Linked DNA regions of Homo sapiens: region 1 is linked to region 2. Evidence: chromatin loops called from intact Hi-C (ENCODE). Cell type or tissue: mammary epithelial cell. All regions are shown on one strand. Links, peaks and the distances in the headings refer to the core of each region. The heading gives the core; the rest is flanking DNA.

Region 1 (5,369 bases), core at 207-5,206, 83 kb after region 2:
AGGAGGAGAAAACCTAAATATATAAATGCACATGACACACCAAATGTTTGCAACCATCTAGACGTTAGGAAGGGGCTGAGAGGGAAGCCATGCAGAACAGCACATTCCCCAGTACCTGTGTGGGCTCAGGGTTTGGAGGCCACAGAATGACGTTATGCAAGACGGAGTCCTCCTGCTGAAATGCAAAGGGATCTCACCGTTAGGACAGGTCGCAGGGAACAGGACCAGATGGACAATCTTTGGTGTTTTTGTGGGGTTTTTTTGTTTTTGTTGTTGTTGTTGTTGTTGTTGTTGTTTTGTTGTTTTGTTGAGACAGAGTCTTGCTGTGTCTGCCCAGGCTGGACTGCAGTGGTGCAGTCTCAGCTCACTACAAACTGCGCCTGCCAGGTTCAAGCGATTCTCCTATCTCAGCCTCCCAAGTTGCTGGGATTACAGGTGCATGCCACCACGCCCGGCTAATTTTTGTATTTTTAGTAGAGATGGGGTTTCACCATGTTGGCCAGGAAGGTTTTGAACTCCTGACCTCAGGTGATCACCCACCTCGGTCTCCCAAAGTGCTGGGATTGCAGGCGTGAGCCACCGTGCCTGGCCATGGTTTTTACTCCCAGGCCAAATCCATGAGGCATGCACCCATGCTGCCCATGGTGTCCCAGAAATGAGACAACAGAGAGAGAGAAGAGGAACCAGAAGCCCGAAGGTGTATGAAGTACACAAGGGCCAGGACTGGGCAGGCCTGTCCCTTACCCTTTGCCCTAGTGACACAGCTGCTCCTCAATGCCTGGTCTTTAATCTGTGAACAGGAGGTTTCTTCAGACTTGCATCTTTCCTTCCAAACGTTCCCTAGCAAGCAGGATTCAGGGACCTCCAAGTGCACTCACAGTCAAGAGTCTCCTGAGGTGCTAGGGGCCTGGGTGCGACGGGGAGTGTGCTCACTGGGACAGAGATAGCAGTTTGGAGGTGTTCCCAGTGATCCAGGTGTGAGAGGGTAGAGTTGTGACAGCAGGGATGGGGAGCAGAAAAACTGTTAGAAAAGACCATGTCATAGATACGTGCTGCCTTTACGTCCTTTGAGAAACTGCTTCAAGTGATATTGAAGGGGCTGGTATACAGCTGGGCCCATCTTGGCCCTGTTGAGGCGGGTGCATGACTCACATGGCTATCAGAGTGTCCCATATTCTGGGCACAGCAATTGACTTCAGAGAGGGTACATGACACAATCAGGGTCGCTCAGATTCCTTATGGGGTCTGATCAGAAGGCTGAGGCCAGGCACGGTGGCTCATGCCTGTAATCCCAGCACTTTGGGAGGCTGAGGTGGGAGGATCACCTGAGGTCAGGAATTCAAGACCAGCTTGGCCAACATAGTGAGACCGCATCTCTACTAAAAAAAGTACAAAAATTAGCCAGGTGTGGCGGCACACACCTGTAATCCCAGCTACTCGGGAGGCTGAGGCAGGAGAATCACCTGAACCTGGGAGGCGGTGGTTGCAGTGAGCCAAGATTGTGCCACTGCACTCCACGCTAGGTGACAGAGTGAGACTCTGTCTCGAAAAAGAAAAAGGAGGCTGGGCCAGGCGTGGTGGCTCACGCCTGTAATCCCAGCACTTTGGGAGGCCAAGGCGGGTGGATCACAAGGTCAGGAGATCGAGACCAACCTGGCTAACACGGTGAAACCCCATCTCTACTAAAAATGCAAAAATTAGCCGGGCGCAGTGGTGGGCGCCTATAGTCCCAGCTACTCGGGAGGCTGAGGCAGGAGAATGGCATGAACCCAGAAGGTGGAGGTTGCAGTGAGCCGAGATTGTGCCACTGCACTCCAGCCTGGGTGACAGAGCGAGACTCCATCTCAAAAAAAAAAAAAAAAAAAAAAAAAGAGGCTAGACCATTGGCCGGAAGAAGCATGGAAGGCTGGACCTGCCAAGGGCATCTTTTCCACCAGGCTGGGGGCACCTCCCTGGACACTGGGGAATCACAAAGGAAAGTAGAGCGCAATCCAGTGAGAGGGATCCCCAGAGCCATCTTTTGAATCTCTGGACTCAGCCACTATTGCAGCCAGACCCTCTCTGTGGGTGTCTCAATTCTATAAGCCAATGATCCCTTTCTCTGCTTATGGTCACCGAAGATGGGCTTCTGTCTCTTACAACCTTAAAAAAAGTTCTAATTAGCTGGAAATTTGGAAGGCTAAATGGCCAGGCCATTCATCAATTAATTAATTAAACATAGTGTGATTTATCAGATGGGGGGGTGGAAGTAGGTGGAGTCAGGGCTGACCCGCAGATTTCTGTCTTGGATGGCCAGGTAGATCATGGTACCCAAGAGGGGGATCACAGGAGGCTGAGCATTATGGAGGCAGAAGCTGAGTTTGGGTTGGAGGGACTCGCGGTGGCTCTGGGTCACCAGGTACAGATGGGTCTGGAGCCCCAATTCCCTGGGAGAGCCCTGAGTCCCACAGCCAGACACACCCATGCTTCATTCCTACTTGTTTCTCTACCAAAGGCAGACCTCGTCTGGTCCTGGAATCCTAAAGGCAACCCCACTTCTCCAACCTCAGCCAGACATGACCCAGACCTCTGCCAGACTGGGTCATGTCTGGCTGAGGTTGGAGAAGTGAAAACTTGCAGAGCTAGAAAAACATCTGCTCACTCAAGGAGAATGAAGACTGAGGAGGGGAGATGGAGTCAGGAGCTGGTAGGAGGTGAGAAATGAGGAACAGTTGGAGTGGGATGCGGGTATTGAACCCCCACACCAGCATTTTTACCTTCCTAACTAGTAAACATATGTAGCATTAGAACATCCGTCGCCTGCAAGGATGCAGTGACACAGGCTTTCATGCCCTGGTGAGAGAAGTCGACATCACTGTTCTGGAAGGCATTTTGACAATGTATACAGCAAGTGCCTTTTGAAAGTACTAACCCTTCGTTTGACACTGCAATTCCATTTCTATGAGTCTCTGCTAAGTAAACAGTGTACATTCAATTCTGGACAGTGGGATTTCGTGAAAGTAATGGGGAGAAAAATGTAACCCATTTTCAACGTTGCCTATATTCAGGTAGAAATTCATCTCAGGTTAAAGAAGTTTACCCACCTCCGCTAGGCATTCTGTTAAAGCAGTTAAGCCAAATGTTCTTGTATTCTAGGGTTTCTCAACCTCAGCGCTGTTGACATTTTGTGCTGGATAATTCTTTATTGTGGGGGACTGTTCTGTGCATTGTAGAATACTCTGCAGCAACACTGACCTCTACCTACCAGATGCCAGTGGCACCCCATCTCTGAGTTGTGACAACAAAAACTGTCCTGAGACATTGCTAAATGTCCCCTGAAGCACAAAATCACACACCTCCCACCCTCCCCACCCCCTGCCCACCGCTCTATCTTGTTTGCAGCCAGTAGTGGGGCCTGCAGGGAGCTTGAGGTCCAAAAGCATCCCTAAGACCCCAAAGAAGGGGTTGAACCTGAGCTGCTTGGTTTGTTAATGAGCAGGACTAAAGGCCAAAATATGCCTAGTGGCCCATACTGTGCACATTGAGGGCGCTCACCCGATAGCTATGCCCTTCTCAACTCTAAAACACAAGACAGAACATTCCTTTAAGTGGAAATTACTGGGAGGCGTGCCCGAAGCCAACCCCAGCCAGCAGGCACATTCGTTTGGCCCATAGAGTGCTTAAAAATAATTGAAATTAGTTGCCAACATTTTTTTAAAATGTAAGATTTCTTTACACAATCTCTTCTAGAAAACAGAACAGGAGCAAGCACTTCCCAACTCATTTTGTGAGGCTACTATTACCCTGATACAAAAACCAGACATAAAAGAAAACTACAGAGCAATATTTCTTACGAATTTAGATACAAAAGTCTTCAACAAAGTGTTAGCAAATTGAATCCAACAATGTGTAAAAATAATTATACCAGGCTGGTTCAACATTTGAAAATCAATCAGTGTAGTTCAATATATCAACAGGCCAAAGAAGAAAGATCATACAATTACATCGATTGATGCAGAGACGGCATCTGACAAAACCGAACACTCATTCATGATAAAAACCCACAGCAAACTAGGAATAGAGAACTTCCTCAACTTGATTACAAGCATTATGTTTAACAACAAAATTACAGCTAATATCTTACTTAACAGTGAAAGACTGAATGCTTTCCTCCTCAGACTAGGAACCAGGGAAAAATGTCCCCTCTCACCGCTCTTGTTTAACACAGGACTGAAAGTCCCAGCCACTGTAATAAAGAAGAAAGACGGGAAGGGAAGGGGAGGGGAGGGGAGGGGAGGGGAGGGGAGGGGAGGGGAGGGAAGGGAAGGGAAGGGAAGGGAAGGGAAGGGAAGGCGAGGGGAGGGAAGGGAAGGGAAGGGGAGGGGAGAGGAGGGGAGGGGAGCGGAGGGAAGGGAAGGGAAGGGGAGGGGAGAGGAGGGGAGGGGAGGGGAGCGGAGGGAAGGGAAGGGAACAGAAGGGGAGGGGAGAGGAGGGGAGGGGAGGGGAGCGGAGGCAAGGGAAGGGAACAGAAGGGGAAGGGAGGAGAGGGGAGGGGGAAGGAAGGAAGGAAGGAAGGGTATACAGGATGGGAAAAGAATAAATAAATAAAACAGCCCCTATTTGCAAATAACGTGATTACATACATAGAAAAATCCCAAGAAATCTACAAAAACAAACAAACTTCTTGGAACTAATAAGTGAGTTCAGCAAGGTCACAGGATACAAAATCAGCATGCAAAAATCAATACATTAATAATGAACACATGAATAGCAAATTTAAAAACATGACACCATTTACGGTCACTCCAAAGAAAACATAATACTTAGGTATAAACATCATAAAATATATGCTGGATCTATATGTTGAAGATTACAAAAAATGATAATGAAAAATAAAATAGGCTTGGTGTGGTGGCTCACGCCTGTAATCCCAACACTTTGGGAGGCCGAGACAGGCTGATCACCTGAGGTCAGGAGTTTGAGACCAGCCTGGCCAACATAGTGAAACTCTGTCTCTACTAAAAGTACAAAAATTAGCCGGGCATGGTGGCATGCACCTGTAATCCCAGCTATCCAGGAGGCTGAGGCAGGAGAATCGCTTGAACCCAGGAACTGGAGGTTGCAGTGAGCTGAGATATCACACCACTGCACTCCAGTCTGGGTGACAGAGTGAGACTCCATCTCAAAAAAAAAAAAAAAAAAAAAGAAAGAAAGAAAGAAAAAAGAAAAAAAGAAAAGAAAACAATGGGCCAGGCGCAGTGGCTCACGCCTGTAATCCTAGCACTTTGGGAGGCCGAGGAGGGCAGATCACAAGGTCAGGAGATCGAGACCAACCTGGCTAACACGGTGAAACCCCGTCTCTACTAAAAATACAAAAAATTAGCTGGGCA
Region 2 (5,369 bases), core at 277-5,276:
GTTTCTCCTGAATGATTTCATAATCCTCAACATGTTCTGTCATCGCAGGGAGTTGATGTGAACATGATTACTGGGGTTATGAACCAAGGACTGCGACCTCAATAGGGGAGAGGCAGAAAAAAAACACAGCTAGCCACCAAAATGGATTTCACAGACCTTGGTCACAAGGGGATAAATGAGGGCACCCAGCCCTGCAGCCATCTCTATGCTCCTCTAGCCAGCACTAGTTACTGATTTTATTGCCAGCTTCCTAAACCACCTCCTGATCATCTGTGCAAAAGTTGCAAGGACCTGCTAAACCCCAGCTACAGTAAATCCAAGAACGCTTCGCTTTTGGCTATGGAACCAAGTCCTGAAAAAAAAAAATACACCCACACATGCATGTACACATATGCACATACACACACACAGGTGCTCCCCATCAAGCCCTCATTCTCTTCCAGTCTCATCTACGCTTACAGCCCAGAGCTGGGCAAGCCCAGAGACCCTTTCTTTCATCCTCCCAATTAGAACTGTCTCTCATGATTCCTCAAAGCCTGGCAGCATCCTCTATTGAGATGCTATTGGCATTGGGGTGAGGCAATTCTCTGCTGTGCAGGACTCTCACATGAGAGTGACCCTAGCCCTCCCCCACTAGACGCCAATAGCATCCTCCCCAGTCACTGGGACAACCAAAAATATCCTCCTAATAGCAGTTCCCTCCCTAGTCACTGGAACAACCAAAAATATCCTCCCACATTTCCAGACATCCCCTCCTGGGGCATTATCCTTCACCACAAAGCCTGCCCCATATGTGCATGCTCAGGTATCTCACACACACACACACACACACACACACACACACACACACACACACACACTCACCTACCTACCTCCTTGAAGGTGGGGGCTGTGTCATTCAATTCAACCACCATCTACCTCCCAGGCTCTGTGTTACTCTTGTGGCGTGGCATTGTGAACCAGACATATCCTTCCTCAAGCAGTGTCTGTCTCCATAAAAGCATCAAACACAAATAACCAGGATACAAAGCCGAATAAAACCAACGAGGCCGCAGGACTTGGCGCAGAGAACACCAGGGCAAGTGTCTGCGGTCTGGGGTTGGAGTCCTACCTTGATGTGTGGCCCTGGCCAAGACCCTGGACTTCTTTGAGTCTCTCTTTTCGTATCTGTAAAACGAAACCTTGATCTTTAACTTTCCTTCTTGCTAAAATATTTTAAATGTTCAAGCACGTTTCTTGAACATTATTTTTTTAAGAGAGAAAAGAGGACGGCTGGAACGGAGAGACAAGGGGCTAATCCTGTCTAGGTTCCACAGAGGCGGCAGCATTTGACCTGAAGATTTCCATAAGGCAGTTCCATAACACCGGTATATGAATAACTATAATACAAGCAGGTCATATTCCATGATCACACTTCTGAGGCTTGGGATGTAACTTTTGATGAGAGACTAGTGACTCTGGGTAGCTGAGTTGCTGTGGCATTTGCACAAGGAGGGTGGCTGCTGGCCTATTTGCTGCTCCGATTTCCTTCCCGGAGAATTAGTCCCAGGCAGAGCCTGTGAGAAAGAGCCCCGTGGGAATCCACTCACCCGCCTGGCTCAACTGGTCCCATTCTCAGGAGGCCCTCCCGCCTGGCCTGAGAAGGGAAAGCCAGCTGCTCCGGGAGGGAACTCACTGTGCAATTTTCAACAAAACCCTTCCTCTAAGTTCCATCAACTGTCAACCCTAAAAACACTGCTTAAGATTCAACTGTTAATCTGCACGTGCATCTCACAGACCAAACACTGCCTCACGTCACAGTCCCGGAAAAAAAGTCATTTCCAGATATCATGGAAACGGCTTTTAAAATGTGGCCTCAATAAGGAATCAGAGAAGTAAGAATGGGGAGAGTTCTCTCCGGTAACAGAGCCGCACCTTCCTCTGGCATAGCACAGGAAACTGCCCTAGGATCCTCAATGTCCCACGTCCTGTGACACGAGGGCCCCCCATCCTCTCCAGCCGCCCCTCCTTAGGCCCCGCTTCCATTTCCCCTCCACAATGTCTATTTCAGCTGTATTTCAACCCGCTATCACATTCTCCTGTCCCAGCATTTGACAGAGCCTGAAGATAGCAACAACAGTAACAGTGATGATGATGAAGCCATTTTAAGAAAAGACCAGGATTGAAGAGGACACCTGGCCACAGCGTGGTGTATTCGGCGCTCGGAGCCTGGGCAGCAAATCCCAGCGCCCCGACACTGGATTTCGAGGACACCCCGAGGCAGAGGCGCACTCTGCGGCGGGAGCCAAGGACGCGGAGGGGACGCTCGGGCGGGTCACGTGTTGCGCCGGATCCCCGAAGTGCGCTCGGCCCTGCTGACGTAACTATTCGAGAATTTAAAAGTCCCAAACTCGGAGGAAATCCAGCGCAGAGTTTTATGGCTAGTCCACGCGCCGTCGTGGCCCGCCGGGGATGCCCCCACGCGACCCAGTAGGACCACACGAGCTGGGAAAGAGCCCGGTGGGAAGGCGCGGAGGCCCCCAAGGGCGGGACCCCAACCCTGGCAGGGAGCCTGGTCACGGGCGCCAACCACAACCACGCGCGGGGACCCCAACCGCGAGCGGGAATCCCAGCCACTGGCGCGCGCCCCGAACCACGGGCTTTGACCCCCGCGCTCCCACTCAAGGGAACCAGGCTCCTGGGCAGACACTCTGGGGCCCGCGGTTTCCCCGCAGCCACACTCCTCTGCCAGCAGGGGACCGAATGTGCAGTTAGCCACTTTTCCACCCTCGGCCAGTCCCTGCCGGGGAAAGCCGAAATGAGCTTTGGCCACTTCCAGTACGCCTTTGTCTGGGGGCCAAGGTCCTTCGGGCGCCCATCTTCTGACCCCGGCCGCCCGCCCGTGGCCCCGGCACTTACCCGCCCGGGGAGATAGGGGATGGCCCGCACGGAGCCGCCTTCGTTCGGAGTCGCAACTGCCAAAGAGCCCGGGGGCGCTGGGTTTTCCGAGCCCGGTGGCGGCGCGGCGCGTGGGGTCACCACGGTCCGGTGCGGCCCTGGGACGCAAAGTTTCCCGGGACAACGGCGCAGGGCCGGCGTGGCTCCCCGAAAGGCTCGGGAAAAGTTGCAGCACAAAAGGCCAATGACTGGGCGAGCGGCGGCTGCCGGGCCAGGCTCCTCCCCCAGCTCTGGGCTCTCCGACCCGGGGCAGCGCTCGGCCAGCTGCTCGCGCAGGGCGCCCGCCGCGCTCTCCTCCCCGGCCAGGAATGCGCGGGGCCGGGCGCGCCCAGACGCACCGAGGGGCCCGCGGCCGCAGAGCGGCAGGCGAGAGACGCACGGACCGATGGACGCACAGCCCGGCCGCTGCTCCTGGAGGCGCTGCAGACTTCCAGGAGTCTCTGAGTCATGACAACTTGTTACTGTTCTTAGTTTGTCCACGGCCTTCCCACTACGCATGGCAACGCCGGGAAGGCTGTGGCGTGAGAACGGACTGGGAAGGTCAAGTACCGGCCAGGCGGCCCGCGCTTCCTCTGCGGGGCCGTTGCCCGCCTGAGGCTACCCAGGAGCCTCAGAAAGAAGCTGGGGGTGAAATGGTGCCTCGCTTGTTCCTGGAGCCAAATTCCGGCCCTTTTTTCTTCACCTGTGTGGTATTAATGGCGCTTAACCACAGAAACAGCGCGGGCTGTGCTGGACAGTTTGCAAAACTTGACGTGCGTTCTATTTGGCTGTTGCACACTCTGAAGTCGGCAGAGGCTAAATCCAAACCAATTCCAGCTGCCATATTTCTAGGAGTTATGTATCTATTGGCATGTGAGGTCTGTTTTCCTTTAAGGGCCTAACTAACTCCTTCACTGACATGGACCTCACACCCAGAAGTGGTGCTTACCTGCCAACACCATGGCATATCACCTTTTCTCTAGAAATTTCTGCAGCTAGGCCCCAATCATGAAGAGCCCGTGACTATATATAGACAGCAGGCTTCCCATTTTTAGTGTCACAGAAAGCACTGCTATAGATTATATACTCAGGGACCAAAGGGCATGAGACTCAGAAATTACTCAGCACTTCCTTTCCTCCTCTTAAAGAAACAGATCTTACGAGCCCCTAATGAGGATTCTCTGTAGAATAAAGAAATAGACTGTTACTGCCTTCTGCGAAAATATTGTTTTTTAAATAACGCAGTGCTTCTAAGAGTCACATTTTTTATGGAAACTTAAATAGATTCCTTGTTCACATGCTTATCACAGGTTTCCTCGTATCGTATTAATGTGTCCATTTTACAAGTATGATAACTGAGACCCAAATAGGCTAGTTTAAATGTATACCATCTGCTGTCGGTGAAGAGAGAATGGAAATGCCCAGTCTTCAAGGTTCTTGTGCCCTATAATCCCAGCACTTTGGGAGGCCGAGGTGGACAGATCACGAGGTCAGGAGATTGAGACCATCCTGGCCAACATGGTGAAACCCCGTCTCTACTAAAAATACAAAAAAAAAAATAGCTGGGCATGATGGTGTGTGCCTGTAATCCCAGCTACTCGGGAGGCTGAGGCAGGAGAATAGCTTAAACCAGGGAGTCGGAGGTTGCAGTGAGCCGAGGTTGCACCACCGCACTCCAGCCTGGCGACAGAGCGAGACTCCGTCTCAAACAAAAACAAAAGGTTCTTGTGCCCTGTGGGTCATATCCATTTGTGGTAAAAACATACACCACTCACCACCATGTAAGCTCCAGCACCTCAACTGGGCAACGAGCTAAGATGAACTTGAGGTGCCATCCCGTTCATGTGAAACAGCCCCTCCCAGTTGACAGATGCACATCCTTCAAGACAGAGGAAGGTGCCACTCTGTTTCGAAATCTACTGGTAGGTCTGTATGGTTGGCAAAAGGAAGGCCCCGGCAAGATGGCCACATCTTCATCCCTGGAGTTGTGAATATGTTAAGTTACATGACAAGGGGAATGAAGGTTGTAGATGGAATTAAAGTTGCTAATCACCTGACTTTAAAGTAGGGAGGCTATCCTGGAGTATCCAGGTGGACCCAATGTCATCATGAAGGTCCTTTAATTGGAAGGAGGAGGAAGAAGAGAGTCAGAGAAAGAGATGTGGCTATGGAAGCACAGTGAGCGAGAGATTAGAAGATGCTGACTTTGAAGATGAAGGAAGGGACCACGAGCCAGGGAATGTGAGTGGCTTCTAGAAGCTGGAAAAAGCACGAATGTGGATTTTTCCTCGAGGGCTTCCAGAAAGGAACACAACACTACCGAAACCTTGATTTTACCTCAGTGAGACCCATGTTAGACATTTCACCTACACAGCTCCTAGTAAAATAAATTTGTGTTGTCTTAAGCCAAAATTACTAGTTTTGTGGTAATTTATTATGGCAATCACAGGAAA

The links. Peaks named below come from ENCODE experiments on the same cell type or tissue, not always from the same donor. Only the 100,000 strongest peaks of a DNase experiment are listed, where the experiment ranks them.
Region 1: a loop joins it to region 2, with 11 times the contacts of the local background. A loop is called at or near these places in 3 of 110 quality-filtered maps.

What each region holds. Positions count from the first base shown.
Region 1 is chr10:122,027,900-122,033,268 of GRCh38, reverse strand. All of the region lies in intron 2 of TACC2 (transforming acidic coiled-coil containing protein 2), which reads right to left. Among named protein-coding and RNA genes, the nearest start is that of TACC2, 41 kb to the right of the region's middle. In mammary epithelial cell, for the core only: a CTCF peak has its summit at 3,233; no DNase peak of the experiment used is centred there.
Region 2 is chr10:122,110,763-122,116,131 of GRCh38, reverse strand. All of the region lies in intron 5 of TACC2 (transforming acidic coiled-coil containing protein 2), which reads right to left. Among named protein-coding and RNA genes, the nearest start is that of TACC2, 120 kb to the right of the region's middle. In mammary epithelial cell, for the core only: CTCF peaks have their summits at 2,729 and 3,347; DNase peaks (open chromatin) are centred at 2,741 and 3,311; H3K4me3 peaks cover 1,675 bases; H3K27ac peaks cover 2,170 bases.